Linked DNA regions of Homo sapiens: region 1 is linked to region 2. Evidence: read pairs that join two places in POLR2A ChIA-PET (ENCODE). Cell type or tissue: OCI-LY7. All regions are shown on one strand.

Region 1 (2,500 bases), 820 kb after region 2:
TCCTTAGGCTGGAGTGTAGTGGCACAACATTGACTCACTGTAACCTGTGTCCCCGGGGTTCAAGTGATTCTTCTGCCTCAGCCTCTTGGGTAGCTGGGATTACAGGTACATACCACCACACCCGGCTAATTTTTTGTATTTTTAGTAGAGATGAGGTTTCACTCTGTCGGCTAGGCTGGTCTCGAACTCTTGACCTCAGGTGATCTCCTGCCTCAGCCTTCCAAAGTGCTGGGATTACAGGTGTGAGCCACAGGTGCCTGGTCTTACAATCATATATGTTCCTTTGAAATTAAAACAAATGAGAAATATTGAGCCTTGTTTGGGAGGGAGTTGGAATTGTCGGGAAGGGTTAGTCATTTTCATTCACAAAGATGACTATTCCACTTCTAGCAGCTGGGAAGCTGAAGAATAATTTAAAAATTGAGACAAAAATAGCTATTGCAGGCATAGAAGTAGGTACCAGTAGATGATGAATTTGTCTTCTCAGTACTGATGTTGCTCTACTGAGAACGATAATTCCATGTCTTTAGACATCAGTGCTTTTTATCCAGGAATACCTCTCTAAAGCACTCTAGTGCTCACATGTCTGCTCCTACCCACTGCACTGAACTTAGAGGGTCCATGTGCCTAACGGGCAGGGCACCGAGGGCAGCCTCTTGTCAAGAGACAGTGGAAACTGAGGCCCTCAGTCCTTCAGCCCGTGGAACTGAAATTCTGCCAACAACAGACTCTTTCCTCGTGCAGCTTATCAGACACCTGGATTACAGCCTCAGGGGGGCCCCTGAGCAGAGGACCTGCTAAGCTGTGCCTGGACTCCTCAATCGTAAACACTGTGTGATAAGAAATTGTGTATTTTTATGCAGCAATAGATAACTATCACAGTTGTGAAATCACCACTTTTCACAGTGACTAAGAGCCAAAGCAGGTGCCAATCACTAAAATTTCCTTGTCAAGGAGGGCACTGTAATGTCATTCCACTGGTGAAGAGAACTTGGAGCAGACTTCGTGAGTTTCAAGGAATCACAGGAAACAAAATCACCTCCACTACAAGCTGGGACCTGCAGTGTGTGTGTACGTGAGCGATGGAAGCTGGGGTCTGCAGGGTTGTGTGTATGTGAGCAGTGTGAACTGGGGGGGTCTGCAGGGTGTGTGTATGTGAGAGATGTGAGCTGGGACCTGCAGGGTGTGTAAATGTGAGAGATGTGAGCTGGGGTCTGCAGGGTGCGTGTGTGTGAGCGATGTGAGCTGGGGTCTGCACAGTGTGTGTATGTGAGCTATGGAAACTGGAGTCTGCAGGGTGTGTGTATATGAACAATGGAAGCTGGGGTCTGCAGGGTGTGTTTATGTGAGTGATGAAAGTGCCACCCTGATGTGTGTTTCTGCTCTAGAATAGCTTCAGATCTGGAGTGTAGCCATTCTTGAAAAAATTTTGGAAATAGCAGTGATGACTGTACAACATTGTAAATGTCGTTAATGCCACTGAATTGTAACTCAAAATACTTATAATGGCAAATTTTATGTTACATATATTTATTAAGAAAAGATAAATACAAAACAGCGTAGAGTCAAATTCTCAGCTGTGCACAGCACATTCTCCAACCTCTAAAGAGAAACTTGGGTGGAAAGCCTGTGTTCTTTCAAATCCTGGCAGTAGAAGAGTAAATTGGTAAACACCTGCCAGTTGGGCAAAAAACAAAAAGCCCAGGTGTTGCCTTAGGTTTTTGTTTTTCCCTCTAGGTAGGAAAAGAAGGGGCCCAAGCATTCCCAAAGGTGAATTTCAGGTGGACCTAAAATGCTAAAAGTTTGTGTTGTTCTCTTCTACAAAAAGCTAAATTAGGTACTAGGGCTGGGGCAAAGCATTAGATAAACTGGAAAAAAGAAAAGAAAAACTCCTAAAAACAAAGAAAAAAAAAAGAAGAAGAAAGAAAAGAAAAACCCATTTCAGATGTTGCGAGAGTCTCCTATCCCCCATTCTAGGCATTTCTTGGCAGCTGTAATGTTAACTCTCAAATGCCAATTGCACTGTTGAAGGTTTGAGTAAACTTGGAAAGGAAAATTTAAAAAACTTGAAATGAAAGAGAGTTTTTAAAAGCTGGCTTTGTGTCTTATGGCTACTGCATCTAGATATATGATAAAAACCATATTCTATGCTTGTAATTTCATAAACATTGGAGGAATCATCCTCATCAGGGAAGCTGCCAAAAGCAAACAAAACCCAGGATGGTATACAACTGCCTTGCTTGTTGCAGCTGGTGAGGGAATTGAAATGCAAGTTTTTGAATATGAAAAGGAAAATAATTTCCATAACTGACAATTTTTAGTATGATTTTCACCTATGGGAGCCTCTGAAAAAGGGGAGACAATATGAAAAGACAGGCACTCTCTAATTGGAGATACACTTTTAGAATTTTAAATATTAGTTTTTAGTTCCTAATGAGCTCTTGTAAGATCAGATGCCTGCGCCTTAGAGGCTGATAATTTTCTGGCCTCTGAGCATATT
Region 2 (2,500 bases):
AATGCAGTGTAGTCATTAAAAACTATGGCTGGGCTGCTTACATGGGAGAACATGCATGATGTAAGTTTTTTAAAAATATATGACAAAACAGCACATACGTATAATTCCAGTTTTGAAAATATGTGTGTTTAGGATTAGAAAAATGTGCACCAAAATGCTACCTCAGAATATTGGGATTTTAAGAGATTCATATTTATTTTATTAGCCTGTCTATTCTTTCCAATTTTTCTGCAATGATATGCTGTACACTTTCATATGTAAAAATGTAATTATTTTTAAAATTCAGCAGAAGGTTTAGAAATCCAATTTGACTTTCTTCTATATATACCATAAACACTGCACTGTGCACGCGGCCGTAAAGTATCTTGTCTATAAATCATTACAGAAATAAATATTATCTTGTTTTCTGAATAAGAAAGAGAGTCAATTCTCAACTATACTATTTCATGGATCAATCACAGCAATGTTTGTTTGCTAAACTAATTCCTTTAGGCCAATGTTTCTGGGATTCTTTTTCTGCCAAATGTCAACGTCAGTTCCATAAAAGAAAATTCATTTTAATATTAGAAAATATAGTTGGTCCGGCCGGGTGCAGTGGCTCACACCTGTAATCCCAACACTTTGGGAGGCCGAGGCAGGTGGATCACGAGGTCAGGAGTTTGAGACCAGCCTGGCCAATATGGTGAAACCCCATCTCTACTAAAAATACAAAAATTAGCTGGGCATGGTAGCAGGCGCCTGTAGTCCCAGCTGCTTGGGAGACTGAGGCAGGAGAATCACTTGAACCTGGCAGAAAGAGGTTGCAGTGAGCCGGGATCACACCACTGCACTCCAGCCTGGGTGACAGAGCGAGACTGCATCTCAAAAAAAAAAAAAAAAGAAAAGAAAATATAGTTGGGGGTTGAAATATGTATGTTTGATACATTCCAAACCAATATATAAATTTTTTTATTCAGTAATGCCTCTAGAAGAAGTGTGCTTTGATATTCAACTTAATGGGACAGCTTAAAATACAGTCATGGTTTGAGTATAAATCACCATGAAATAATCAAATGTCACTCATCAGTGTCAGGTTATTTCACTGATGTATGACAACAAGCTTTGCATCTTGCAATTTACTCACCTAAAATTCCAATTTCTAAGCCTGCAAGTTTTTCTTTAATATGCTCGTAGATGTCATCTTTTGTAAAATCTGCTTGTATAATCTTCACACTCCTCCCTGTAGTCCGCTCTACACGAGAGACAACAGTTTTTTTAATGAACAGGGATCCAAATGCCCCCTCGCCCATGAAGTTTCCCCCAGTGCTCCTGTATTACCTGAGCAGACATTGAAGAGGACAGCCCATTGCCCCAAATAAAAATGGGACATGGTTCTGGGTAAATGTTGGGAGGTGCTAAGATTGGTGAATGGTGGTTCCTACGTGTCTCTAAGAGTTACTGCAGGGACACGTATATGCATTAAGATAGATTTACTGCAGCGGTTCTCAAAGTGGAGTCCACAAACCACAGCATCAGGGTTACAGGGAAACTTGCCAGAAATGCAAATTCTCGGGCTCTACCCCAGACCTATTGCATCAGAAACTCTGTGGGTGGAGCCCAGCCAGCCACCTGCTTAACACACCTCCGAGGGACTCTGCTGCTTGCTCAAGTTCGAGACCCCAGACTGACAGCTGTAAAAGCAAGGTCTGACACTGCCTCTGCTCACAAGTGTCAAGTCTCCTCCACACAGACCCAACAACTCTTTGTATTTGTCCAATGCTTTAGCATTCACAGAGCATTTACATACACAATGTCTTATGGTCATTGTCCCTACAACCTTCTAAAGTAGGCATTATGACTTTCATTTTCCAGAGGAGAAAATGAAGGCTCAGAGAAGCTAACTGACGTAGCCAAGACCATCCACTCTCTGGTCACTCCACGTTCAATGCGCTCCCCACTACTCTGTGTTAACTTGCCTTCTGCGGGAGTTTTCCGTCAGATGTGAAAGCTACAGAGTTTACCAGTGGCTTGGTGAGCTGCTTTGCTTTGGAGTGGGCCAAGCAATCTTGAGGCATAGTTTGGGGGTGGACAATGCTTTCAGTCCAAAGACACTACTTGCTTTTCAAAAGGATGATAAAAAGCACATTTCAGCATTGTGAGGCAAACACTGAAGAATGTCTCGGTCCTAGTCAAAGTTACTTCTGATATCCAGACACAGAACAAAAGCAGAATTCATGGGTTCAAGGGCACTGTGCTTCACAGTGTGACTGCACAGCCCACACCTCCCACACCCATCTCCTGTCCCAAATCTCCCCCAGGGAAACAAGGCTCACCCCTGACAGCCCACCATAGTCTTCACAAGTCTCCATAACTAAAGTCTCATCCCTTTGAGTTAAAGAGTTTGTTAATTATTAAATTGATAATTATTAAAATTCAAAGGTCCCAAAAGAAATATGATTATCACTATTAACAAAAGAACACTTCAGAGCAAATCATCATAATAAAACATTATGATATAAAA

What was found. ChIA-PET counts read pairs that join two places held together with the same protein. Peaks named below come from ENCODE experiments on the same cell type or tissue, not always from the same donor. Only the 100,000 strongest peaks of a DNase experiment are listed, where the experiment ranks them.
Region 1: POLR2A ChIA-PET joins it to region 2 with 7 read pairs; 2 of 35 experiments call an interaction of 5 or more read pairs at or near these places.

The regions. Positions count from the first base shown.
Region 1 is chr9:97,071,701-97,074,200 of GRCh38, forward strand. No RefSeq gene overlaps it. Among named protein-coding and RNA genes, the nearest start is that of CTSV, 34 kb to the left of the region's middle. In OCI-LY7, no CTCF peak of the experiment used is centred here; no DNase peak of the experiment used is centred here.
Region 2 is chr9:96,251,680-96,254,179 of GRCh38, forward strand. It overlaps HSD17B3 (hydroxysteroid 17-beta dehydrogenase 3), which reads right to left. Exons shown (of 11, transcript NM_000197.2): 4 at 1,124-1,231. SLC35D2-HSD17B3 (SLC35D2-HSD17B3 readthrough) reads right to left here. Exons shown (of 26, transcript NR_182427.1): 19 at 1,124-1,231. Among named protein-coding and RNA genes, the nearest start is that of HSD17B3-AS1, 6.5 kb to the left of the region's middle. RefSeq lists an enhancer at 1,627-1,676. In OCI-LY7, no CTCF peak of the experiment used is centred here; a DNase peak (open chromatin) is centred at 1,562.